4 separate regions of the Homo sapiens genome follow, and all the other regions are linked to region 2. Evidence: chromatin contacts called from ENCODE Hi-C or POLR2A ChIA-PET data. All regions are on one chromosome and are shown on one strand. Each heading gives the region's core, a stretch centred on a gene start or an enhancer-like site at or near the end of the contact. The rest is flanking DNA. Distances are from core to core; before and after follow the strand shown.

Evidence for each region. Hi-C counts contacts between places; a loop is a spot of excess contacts on that map. ChIA-PET counts read pairs that join two places held with the same protein, here RNA polymerase II (POLR2A). Pooled maps may share reads with other maps.
Region 1: a loop to region 2 is called in a map of naive thymus-derived CD4-positive, alpha-beta T cell, with 9 times the contacts of the local background. The contact joins the promoter of FCHSD2 here to the promoter of UVRAG in region 2. A Hi-C loop is called at or near these places in 1 of 168 maps with a recorded cell type or tissue (naive thymus-derived CD4-positive, alpha-beta T cell), 1 of 37 single-sample maps with no recorded cell type and 9 of 50 pooled maps.
Region 3: a pooled map shows a loop between it and region 2 (7-fold over the local background). The contact joins the promoter of MRPL48 here to the promoter of UVRAG in region 2. A Hi-C loop is called at or near these places in 1 of 168 maps with a recorded cell type or tissue (CD4-positive, alpha-beta T cell) and 6 of 50 pooled maps. POLR2A ChIA-PET finds 5 or more read pairs at or near these places in 1 of 52 experiments (Caco-2).
Region 4: a loop to region 2 is called in a map of CD8-positive, alpha-beta T cell, with 9 times the contacts of the local background. The contact joins the promoter of INTS4 here to the promoter of UVRAG in region 2. A Hi-C loop is called at or near these places in 2 of 168 maps with a recorded cell type or tissue (CD4-positive, alpha-beta T cell and CD8-positive, alpha-beta T cell) and 6 of 50 pooled maps.

What each region holds. Positions count from the first base shown.
Region 1 is chr11:73,140,914-73,143,837 of GRCh38, reverse strand. It overlaps FCHSD2 (FCH and double SH3 domains 2), which reads left to right and starts at 1,520. Exons shown (of 20, transcript NM_014824.3): 1 at 1,520-1,981. The coding sequence starts at 1,961. RefSeq lists enhancers at 372-511, 592-701, 2,572-2,801, 2,301-2,922, 2,923-2,924 and silencers at 932-1,311, 1,472-1,851, 2,252-2,391.
Region 2 is chr11:75,813,766-75,816,613 of GRCh38, reverse strand. It overlaps UVRAG (UV radiation resistance associated), which reads right to left and starts at 1,404. Exons shown (of 15, transcript NM_003369.4): 1 at 1,090-1,404. The coding sequence starts at 1,206. It overlaps UVRAG-DT (UVRAG divergent transcript), which reads left to right and starts at 1,817. Exons shown (of 2, transcript NR_144531.1): 1 at 1,817-2,151; 2 at 2,753-2,848. RefSeq lists a silencer at 1,081-1,280 and enhancers at 1,576-1,870, 1,741-2,170, 2,094-2,848.
Region 3 is chr11:73,786,439-73,789,308 of GRCh38, reverse strand. It overlaps MRPL48 (mitochondrial ribosomal protein L48), which reads right to left and starts at 1,435. Exons shown (of 8, transcript NM_016055.6): 1 at 1,317-1,435. The coding sequence starts at 1,337. RefSeq lists enhancers at 1,222-1,301, 1,442-1,501.
Region 4 is chr11:77,993,357-77,996,087 of GRCh38, reverse strand. INTS4 (integrator complex subunit 4) reads left to right here and starts at 1,420. Exons shown (of 23, transcript NM_033547.4): 1 at 1,420-1,498. The coding sequence starts at 1,445. RefSeq lists a silencer at 1,036-1,105 and an enhancer at 1,306-1,505.

The DNA of each region.
Region 1 (2,924 bases), core at 271-2,770, 2.7 Mb after region 2:
CTTTTCTGTACAAGAATCTAGTCTAACTCAATGTAAACAACCTGGGTTGAAGTTCCACCTTTTCAATTTCTGGTCATGTGGTCATCTGGGAAGTTACTCGTCTATCCAGGCCTCATTCACCTTCCTCTTAGGCCTGACTGCACTTCTGAGAACAGCTGTCTGGGATCTCAACTTCTGAAAAAACGGTGGAGTAATCCAGCTCAGCCTCCACACAGCCCCGTGACTCAAAAAAAAAAAAAAAACCTCCCTGGGCATGGGGAAGAGGTATTCCTCTTCTGAGGACCCCAAGGGAGGTCGATAAACTCCCCCGTAGATGGTCTGAACAGAGCAGGAAGGTTCATGTGTGGTGGTGGGGTGCACTGCTTAGATAAGCACCCTCACTGGCAGATAAGGAAGCCGAGCTCACCTAGCCTGTTAAGGAGCAGGCAAAGTGGACTGGCACCCAGAGATCCTGACTCCCAGACAAGGGCTTCCTCTATGGCCTCTCCTGCCTCTTCTACTTTTCCTCGTGCTTATTATCCTGCACCTGTTTCTTTTTTAAAATAACCCATAGAACACTTCCTGACGCAGATTCTAGTCCTGCTGTGTAACCTTTAGAAAGGCTTCCCTCTATGGGCACTTGCCTCCCCGTCTGTGAAACGGGGGCCTCGGCCTTAACGTTCTCTTGGCTCCCTCTCAGCGGAGTCAGTGATGTTTGACTTGAATGCCCTGCAGTAGAGTGCCGCCGTTTCCTTTGCAGAGCAACTGCCTTTCCGCCCTACAATCGCAATGGCCTGGCACCTGCGGCCAGCCGCAAAGCGACTTGTCCTTGCTCGCCTCTCTCGCGCACATCTAGCTGGTAGGGAGAGTAGGGTGTTGAGGGGCTGAGAGGAAGAAAACGCCGGAATTCTCGTATCCCACAGGCATGCTGCGCCCCCCTCCCCACTGCAAACGTTTCCCTGCGAGCGTCGTCCCCCGCGCCCCCCGACACACACACACACACACACACACACACACACACACACACACACACACACACACACACACGCAAAGGCAGGCAGGAGGCGGGGGCGGCCTGTGCGCGTGCGTCGGCGCGGAGCCCTCTCCCGCCCACGTGCGCGCCCCCGAGCGGAGACGCGCGCGCCGGGGCGAGCTGGCGGGAAAGCGCGCGGGAAGCCCCCGGCTGGCTCCCAGCGTGGGGGAGGGAGGGCAGGAGGCGTCTGGAACGTGCCACTCTCGGAGAGAAAGGGGGGATTTTCGCGTGGCGCTGGCGTTTCTACACCTCCCACCCACCGACCAATCCGTTAGCTTCCCCCTTCCCCTGCCGCGGTACGAAGCCCCGTGCCGTGGCCTAGCTCCCTCCTGGCAGCCCGGACCGGCCCCTCGAACCCCGCTCTGGACAGAGCGGTTCCCTCAGCATCCGGAGCGGGGCGCTGCGCCGCGCGGCGAGGCCGGAAATTCCCGCGGCCTGAGTGGTGGAGCCCTAGCGGGGAGAGCGGCGCCACCTTCCTCCTCCCGGGCGGGCGGGGGCGTTAGGCCCAGCGAGGGCCGGGCCGCCTGAGTGGGTGGGGTGGGGGCCGCTGCGTCCGCCGGGAGCGGCGGCGCAGGCGGCCGACCGGGAGCGCGGACAACGCGGCTGCGGCTAACCCGCCGCCCGGCCGGCTGAGACCCTCGCGCCCCTGCTCCTGGGGCCCCCGCCCCCTCGCCGTCTCCGCCTCCTTCCTCACACACCCCCGGGCCGCCCGGGCCGCCCGGGCCCCAAGCCTTCCCGGTGCTCCTCCCTCGTCTCCTCACACTCGCTCTCTGGCTGGGGTCCGCCTGCCGCCCGCTGGCCTGCTCCCTCCGGGGCAAGTCTTGCTTCTTAAGCGCTCCTTTCACACACGCGCGCGCTCGCTGGGCCGTCCCCTCCTCTCCGGCCCTCCTCCTCCTCCTGGTCCTTGCTAACGCTGCCGTCGGGGAGGATTGATGTCCCTTCAGCATCATGCAGCCGCCGCCGAGGAAGGTAAGGGCGCAGCTGGGGGGCTTTGGGGTTCGGAGAGATGCGTACGCGGAACGCGGCTGGGGCGACCGCTGCGCCCCTTCCCCCTCCCGCAAGGGGCCGTGACCGCCCTCGTCTTGGGCTTGTCACCGACTTGCCGCCGGCTCCAGGTGGGGGGCGCGCGTGTGAGTTGCCTTTCCGACAGAGGGGCCGCCGGGGCTCGTCCGTCCTCTAACGCAGGAGACCCCCAGACATTTCACAAGAGTTTCGGGTGTGCATTTGTGTGTGTGCGCGCGCATGGCAATGCTGCCCGCTGCAAAGTGCATTCTCGGGGCTGCACCGAGGGGGAGGCGGGGACGCCCCTGCAGCTTTGCAGAGCCTTGTGCGTGTGTGATTGTTTAGTCTGCACCAGCTTTGAGCCCTCCAGCCGCTTGTCGCCAGCCCCGCCCGTTTGCAAATTTGCGGGGGATTTGTTTCTAGCCTAGCCTTAGGGTTTGGCCTGCTTTTCCCACGGGGCGGCCGAAAAGAAGTTGGAATAGTCACCGCCTCCCCACCCCAAGGGAAAACAAATTAAGGATTGACGGGTCCTGCCTCGTCCCCGGCTGAGGGGCGAGGAGGCTGTCGTGCTGTCTTCAGAAAAGCGAGGACCGGGCCCGGGAGGTGCGTGGGGTGTGCACTGCGATCCGGGGTTGGATGACCAGGGTGGGAGTGACGGATGCACCCGGCTTGTCATCAGTCTCCCCGCTGCGCCCTTCCCCAGCTTTCCCAGGGGCCGAGGCTGTGTCCTTGTCTTTTTAATCCTACAGATGGATACTGAATGTCTACTCTGGGCACTGGGTGGATGAGGCCGTTCTGTCCTCCCCTCGTGGGCAAACATTTGCCTAACGCCTAACTCACCCGTGTCTGCTGCCGCTGCTTTCTCTCTTTCCTAATCCGGGTTTCTCCATTTAAGTGAGTCCTTTTCTTT
Region 2 (2,848 bases), core at 155-2,654:
GGCTCTGGACAAGCCTCAGTTTCCTCAACTGCCAAATGGGGGTAATAAAAACAGCTATCTCACAGAGTTGTGAAAATTCAGTGAACTAATGGCCACTGAGCCCTTTGCACAAATCCAACACGGTAAGTTCTCAGTAAATGACAGTTTCTCTAGATCCTCTTCTTGGCAGGAGGAATAAAGGGAGAGGGTGAAAGGTATTCTTTAGGTCTCTTTAATGCTAAGATTCCTGCAAAATCTCCCCTTGGGGGACAGAAGGAAGGCAACCGATATAAGGAGGGAAGTACTCTACAGATATGTGAGTGAAACAAAGAGTTTTGTCACATCTCCAAAGTCAGTGTTTCCCCCTTCTTATCTTCCTACAACGCAGAGCCAAGAAGTCCTCAAAGCCCTTCCTAAAGGATGGAGGAACACATGAATATATACATCAAATCCTCCTTCCACAGAGACTCACTGAAGGGAATGAAGAAGGAAAAAGTCCTCCTAATTATTAAGATGCGTTCCTTGGGACTCGGAGAATTAGGAAGGAAACCCCCAAGTCTTGAATACATTTCTCTAAAGAGGCCGAATACTTAATAATCAGGGGAGATTAAAGCAAATGGTAGACACCCTAAAGTCTCCTCCAGGGCTCTTGCACGAAGAGTACAAACTGGTTTCTCCGTAAGCGGGGATGGCCAGGTGGGGAAAGAAAGGAAAAGTGCTTTCACTATGGCCCGTGGGACACAGGGGGTTCCCCGGGTCCCTTCCTGGGCGGAACGAGGGAGAGGGTCTGCGCGGGGCAATCCCCGGCTCCCTGCGTTGGGGGAGGCGGCCTCGGGCCGGGGCCCCAGGGACTTGAGCTGGCTGGCTGCTTGTCCCTTAACAAGCCCATCTCCTGTAACGGGATTCTCCTAGGACTCCGGGATCTCCCGGAGGTTCGGCCATCACTGGACCCCTCCCCGCACAAACCTCCTGACAGTCTTCCTCAGTCCCGCGAGCCCTCCGGGTCCCTGCTCTGGGTGTCCCGGCTCGCGGGGTCAGCCCGGAGCCAGCAAGCTCTCCACGCGGGCCTGCCCGGGTCCCTCCCGAGTGCTGCGAGCCGCGCGGGCTTACCTGCTGAGACGGCAGCTCCACATGCAGGGCCCGCGCGGCAGAACCGGGAGGCAGAGCAGCGGCCGGGCCCGGGGGTGGCTGGGGGACGGGGCCCCCGACCGACGCGGAGGCGCTCATCTCGATCCAGGGGCCGCCAAGCGGCGGGGCGGGCACTCTTCCGGCATCCGCCGCCGCCCCCTTGCCACCACCTACCAAGCCCCTGCAGCCTAGAAACCCGCCACCCGAGAGGCACTACTGCTCAGCCCAGACAGTAGCCGCCGCCGCTGCCGCCGCTGCCGCCGTTGCCGCCGCTGGCTAAGGAAGAGCCATATTACCGCAGTGCAACCCCTCCACCCCGCTGAGACCCGGAGCGCTCATTGGCTTAGCCCTCAAGGGGGCGGGACCCAACGGCAGAAAAGGGGCGTGCTATTGGGTAGAAGGTCTGTCCATCGCTGGCATTACTGGACTTGGGGGCGGAGGGACTCAAGGATGGCCTCAATTGCGTCTGTCAAGCCGGGGTGAAACCTGGGGCGTTGCTTCTTTTTTTCCCAGTCTAATTGGTTCTTTTACTACCAACGGGCAGAGTCTCCTGGTGGAGGCGGAAGGGCCATTGCAAGAGGTCGCTGTCAATTGTCAGTAAAGGGAAAGAGGGGTGGGGTCTTGATTAGGTAGAGCGCGCTTCTGGGCTCCGGTGTCACGTGCAGGAGGCGGGAGAGTCACCTGATTAGGGAGAACCGGTCTTCTGAGCCACTTCCGCCCTCACTGGTTGCCGTGGTAACAGGCCTCCGGTGGAGGGCGGGGACCCTCGGAAGCCAGCTGGGTGGCGATCGCTTGTCTGCCTTGGCAGGCCCCTTGTGCAGTCTTTTCCCGGCGTGAGCGTGCAGGGATTGAAAAGGAATGCTTTATGGTTCAGCAGAGAGCCACCACGCAGGATGCACTGGGACCTGAGAACCGTCGGGCAGTCCCACGAGCTCTTTCATGACCAGCTCCAACCGACAAGTACACGCCCCTTCGCACTCCACTAGCTAGTAAGCTGAGCTACAAGGTGTGCCAGGCACCCAGGACGCCGATTCACCGCTTCAGGTGGGCTGTTTGTGCTGTGTCCCCAGAAAGCCTTTGCTACTTATCCATCAGTCTTAGCTGGGGCAGGAGTCCCTTCTTCCAAAAGGCTTCTCTGAGCCTCTCTGGGACCTTGAGTTAGGAATTTTGACCCTACCGTGGGTCTGGATTATTCTATTAATTTTTTTTAACAGTGCCTCATTCTTTCGCCCGGGCTGGAGTGCAGTGGCAAAATCACGGCTCATTGCAGCCTCGACCTCCTGGGCTCAAGTGATCCTCCCACCTCACCCTCCTAAGTAGCTGGGAATACAGGCACATGCCACCAGGCCCAGCTAATTTTAAAATTTTTTTGTAAAGATGGGGTTCTGGCCATATTTCCCAGACTAGTCTCAAACTCCCAGGCTCAAGCGATCCTCCAGTCTCGGGCTCCCAAAGTGTTGGGATTACAGGCATGAGCCACCAGGCCTGGCCACATTGTCTTTTAACACATGTAAGCAGCCACCCTCCTTCCCACACACACACAAAATACTGTGAATTCTTCAAGCAAAAGGACTTTGTCTGATTCATCTCTGGATCCCCAGTGCCTGACAGAGAATCAGGAAATTTTTTTTTTTTTTTTTTGCAGTGAAGGCCCAGCTCAAATGCCACCTCTTCCATGAAGACTTCCGTGATCCACAATGATAGCATCTCCAGCAATTGCTTCTATAATGAATAGCATGAG
Region 3 (2,870 bases), core at 186-2,685, 2.0 Mb after region 2:
ACCGAATGGTTGGAAATAGTATTCCTTGAAAAATAATCCCTCCCTTTTAGCCCTTCTTGGAACCAAGGCAAATCAAGGAGTGTAGTCACCAGTGTGACCATCTTTAACAATGGAATTTTGAAACTTTCTGATTTTTTTTTCTATTATCTTGGCACCATATTTGGCCAAATTCTTACAAACTGGCTAAGGTGAACAAGTGAATTGTTTCATAAAGGATGAAGTGAGGCGTGGGCCCTCACACATTCAAGGGCAGCCCCAAGGTAACCACAGGTAGACCCATGAGCTGCAACGACCATGCTGACCTATGAATCATGGAAATATAGTTGCCACAATTAATGCCTAAAACAAAATTTTAATATAAATTGCTAAAATGAGTCATTAATCTAAGCAGCATGATACAATTGAAAGAGCACAAATGAAATCTGTTAAATCTGTTAAGGGAACGGGAGAAAGCCCAGGAACACATTTATAGTGGTTCATACGGTTTTATGACAGTCACTTAAATAAGGTTTTGGAAACGAAAATGTTGTTAATTATTGCAGGGCGCGGTGGCTCATGCCTGTAATCCCGGCACTTTGGGAGGCCGAGGCGGGCAGATCACGTGGTCAGGAATTCGAGACCAGCCTGGCCAACACAGTGAAACCCCGTCTCTACTAAAAATACAAAAATTAGCCCGGCATGGTGTCCCGCGCCTGTAGTCCCAGCTACTGAGGAGGCTGAGGCAGGAGAATCGCTTGAACCCGGAAGGCGAAGGTTGTGGTGAGCCGGGATCGCACCACTGCACTCCAGCCTGGGCAACAGAGCGAAATCCGTCAAAAAAAAAAAAAAAAAAAAAAGAAAGAAAAGAACAAAAACCTAGTTTATTACTGCTGTTTCCTTATTACCAGGTAGCTTCACATCCTCATCAGTTCAGCAAGTCAAAACTGCATTCTTAGAAAAAATTCTGGAAGTTGATAACTGAATGCAAATATAAAATGACCTGCCCAAGGTCACACAGTTAATCGGGACCGTATCCTGGTGTCGTGATTCCCATCGCAGAGCTCTCCCTTTTCCAGAAACTGGGTGGAGAGAGTGGCATGTGGTGTGGGCGTGGCACGGGTCGGCTCGGCAGAGTTCGCCCCGGGTGGAAAGGAATCTGCTCAGCCCCTTCAACGCCAGGCAGCCGCATGTGCTGCTGGGAAGGACCTTGGGCGCCCCAGTGTCTCATCCCCGGATGTCCGCGCGCCGCCACCTCCCCGCTCTGCACCCTCCGCCATCTCCCCTCTCTGCACCGTCCGCCATCTCCCCGCGCCCCGCGTGCGTGGAATCTACGTTACCTTTTCCAAGGTTCCGCTCATCCTTTGCTGCTGCGCGGCCTCTAGCTGTGCAAACCGAAGACCGGACCCTGCAGCCGCGTTCCCAGGGCGTCTGAAAACACTGAAGGAACGGCCTTGACCAGGTGCAGCAGCAATATCCCACCGAGACTCACTCAACTTCCACATCATTTTAGTTCCGGAAGCTTCTGAAATTCAGAGTCTAGAAATTCTCCTGCTTTCCACCCTCACTCAGGTTGTCACATTCACTGCTGTTTCTCCAGAAAGAATTAATTACCATCTCTGTGTTACCCCAGTACTTAGCACACAATTCTAATTTTTCGCTTACAATATTATACACTAATGATTTGTTACCACCTCTTCTCTGTATTTGAAAGTTCTTAAAAGACTGAGATCCTGTCTGATTAATTCCTTTCAGCGTCTAGCACAGATCTGACTTTTTTGTTTGTTTGAGACGGAGTCTCGCTCTGTTGCGCAGGCTGGAGTGTAGTGGCACGATCTCAGCTCACTGCCACCTCCGCCTCTCGGGTTCAAGCAATTCTGTCTCCAAGTAGCTGGGATTACAGGTGCCCGCCACCACGCCCGCCTAATTTTTATATTTTTACTAGAGATGAGGTTTCTCCATGTTTGTCAGGCTGGTCTTGAACTCCCGACCTCAGGTGATCCGCCCGCCTCGGCCTCCTAAAGTGCTGGGATTACAAGCGTGAGCCACCAGGCCCAGCCAATCATCTCTTAAATTGAGTTTAGAAGTCAGATTTCCACGTCCTGTGCTAGATGCTGGAATAAATTAGTCAGGATCTCAGTCCTTGAGGAACTCAATCAAAATAATAGCAAAAAATAATTAGTATCTAGTAACAAATAATTAGTATCTAGTATGGTAAGTGAAATACCAGAATTGTGTGCAAAGTACTGAGGTAACACAGATACGACAATTAATTATGCTTGGAAATATAATGGACCAGGCATACCTCCTCCAGTACAGTGATTGATTATTGCCTAATAAATGCTATTGGGGTTTTAGAAGTGAAATTTTAAATAAGAAAAAAAAAATCAATCAAATGCTAGTATGTGCCAGGTCGGTTCTTTATGGGTGTATGGGTTCATTTAGTCTTTCCAATAACCCTATGAGGCTGAGGATCATTATACCCATTTCACAGATGAGGAACAGAGACAGGAAGAAGGTACCTAGTTAACATAATGTTATATAAGTGGTGAGCTGTTTCATTTCCGTGCCTGTGCTTCATCTATTTTATGGGACTGTGACTATAGGTTTGCAAAAGGGCAGGTTGGCAGCCAGAGAGTTTCTTTCCTTGTCTAGTCCAGGTAAATACAATCTAATAAGATACATGGCCGGGTGCGGTGGCTCATGCCTGTAATCCCAGCACTTTGGGAGGCCAAGGCAGGCGGATCACAAGGTCGGGAGTTTGAGACCAGCCTGACCAAAACTGTGAAACTCCGTCTCTACTAAAAATACAAAAATTAGCTGGGCGTAGTGGTGCATGCCTGTAATCCCAGCTACTCAGGAGCCTGAGGCAGGAGAATTGCCTGAATCCGGGA
Region 4 (2,731 bases), core at 171-2,670, 2.2 Mb before region 2:
CTCCCAGTTTCCTCTAATTTTAGGAAAGCCTTCCCTGAGGCACTCTGAAGAAATTAGGTCTGTTTGAACCACATTCATTCCCGTTACCCAGCACATTTCAGTTGCACTGTCACCATCAGTTTGGGTGTCTGTCTTCTCAGATTGTAGGACCTTGAGGATAAATACTATCTTTTGTTTATTTTTGGGTCCTCTGTATCCACCTCAGCCTCCTGCTTTTTTTTTTTTAAACTATCCCACATTAATTCTTTTTTTTTTTTTTTGATAACGGAGTCTCGCTCAGTCGCCCAGGCTGGAGTGCAGTGGCGCGATCTCGGCTCACTGCAACCTCCGCTTCCCATGTTCAAGTGATTCTTCTGCCTCAACCTCCCAAGAAACTGGGATTACAGGCGTGTGCCACCATGCCCCGACTAATTTTTGTATTTTTAGTAGAGACGGGGTTTCCCCATGTTGGCCAGGCTGGTCTCGAACTCCTGACCTCAAGTGATCCATCCGCCTCGGCCTGCCAAAGTATTGGGATTACAGGCATGAGCCACCGCGCCTGGCCCACATTCTTTTGAAAGACCAAAATAATGAACAGCTAGTTTCATGTAGGTTGTAAAACTTGACCTTGGATTTACTGACACTAACATGTGCACTACACCTTACAGTCCGTAAAATGTTCCTGCATTATTTCACTCCATTGTCACATCTTTGTCAGGTTAGTTATTATAAATGCATTTGTAGTTGAGCCATTTGCTCAAGAACCAGAGCTGTAGTCTGTAGCTTTGTTGCTTTATCCTTGGTCTCAGAAGTCTTCTACTGTACTATAGCTATCAGAGCAGGGATTGATGCCTTAAAGGATGGCAGCTTTTGCAAAACTGGAATAAGGAAGTATGGAAAGGCACCCCAAAACAAGAGAGGTGGCGCACAGCTTGAACAAAGGCAGTGCTCAGGAAACCTACAAACAGCATCGTGTACAGCAAAGGATGATGGGAAAGTCAGCCGAGCCTCTGAGTTTTTTCACGAGTCGTAAACCCCTTACAGAGCTCCGGGTTTTGCCTCTAGCTCTGGAGCACCCCGCCTCTGCCCTTTAACCTGTACTTCCTCCCTCCCTCCCTTCGCGCCGCGCCGCGCTAGTCTCTTAGCCACTCCGAGGCCACCAACCAGCCTCCCAAAGCTCCCATTGGGTTGCCCACCCTTTCAGTCTCAGCTCCTCCCGCCAGAGGCCCCGCCTCCCACAAGCGAAGCTCTTATTTCCGTTCTTCCGGCGTAGGCCGCCAAATCAGTCCGTACAGTGGCGAGGCAGTCGAGCAACAGGAAGCGGTCGCTCTTTCCCCAAATCCCACTGCCTTGTGGGATCTCGGCAAGTCATCCACCCACCCCCCGCGCCTACGCAAGTTTTCCGGATCCGTCCACCCCCGCCTCCCTCCTAGTGTACGGAAGCTGAGAGGGCCCGCGGGTAGGCATGGCGGCGCACCTTAAGAAGCGGGTTTATGAGGAATTCACGAAAGTGGTTCAGGTAAGCTCTGGCGGGAAAGATCCAGAACCGATCCGGACCAGGGTAGATTATCCAAATCCCAGGCACTTTGCCGGAACAGAAGAGGCTCCATACGCCCGTGTTAAGTGCTGACTTGTTGATAATCTCTGATATTGCAAGTTAGTGGGCGTGTTAGTTTGCAGCCGCTGTTGTCATTAATATGTGAAGTCTGACAGGATTTTAAAAAAATTATTAGGAGAAACAGTGTTTTTTAATTTACGAAACTGTCTTATCCGTTATTTCATTTTATTCTCTCACACAACTTTGCTCCATCGCGTTACATTAGCATCCTCGTTTTCCAGATGTGGACATTGAGCCTTCCGGAGGGGTACGAGGATACAGCCAGTTAGCAGCAGAGCCCCTTCTAGCCTCCCCGCACCCCCGTTCCAAAAAAAAACCTCCCAGGGACCAGTTGGAATATACACAAGGTTCTAAGGGGCTGAAAGAAGGGTCTATAGAATTCCTTCAGGCGCAGTCTAAGCAGGCGGGGGTCACAGACTTCATAGGGGAAGAGCTCTCTATTGGTAGAACAGCTCACCTAGGAAGGAGGGCAGTACCTTCCTCACCATGAAGTTGTGACAGGTGGGCAGAGTCCCTGTCGGGAGTCAGTGATGCTCCATGTGTCTCCACGTAGATGTTGCTAGGGTTGATCCTAAATCATCCTGATGTCCTATTTCTCAGATATTAATGTGTATACAAATTACCTGGGGACGTTGTTCAAATGTCGATTCTATTTGATAAGTCAAGCAGAGGAGGTGAGGCAAGATTCTGCATTCCTGACATGCCCCCAAATTTACACCAGTGCATTGGTTGCATTCTTAGATCCTTAGACTTGTAGAGTGGCAAGGCTTAGAGCATCCAGCAGGATACTGATCCTTAAACATTACATGGATTCATTCATCCAGCATTAAAATATGTTAATACAAATACAAAATATGTCAATACATAATATAAAATTTACAATTTTAACAATTTTAAGTATAAAGTTCAGTGGCATTAAGAACATTAGCACTGTTGCACAATGTGATTTCCTCTCTTCCCAACATTCTGTTGTTCCCATTTCCCAAGACTGCTCAGCCCTCTTCCACCCATCCTCACATGACCAGATATGCCATGTGTTCTTGTGTTTGCATATCTCAAAACTCTTGCACTGGTTGTCTCTTCTCACAGAATACATGCCATTCTTCCCTTTCTTTTTGTTCTCCACCCAGTGGA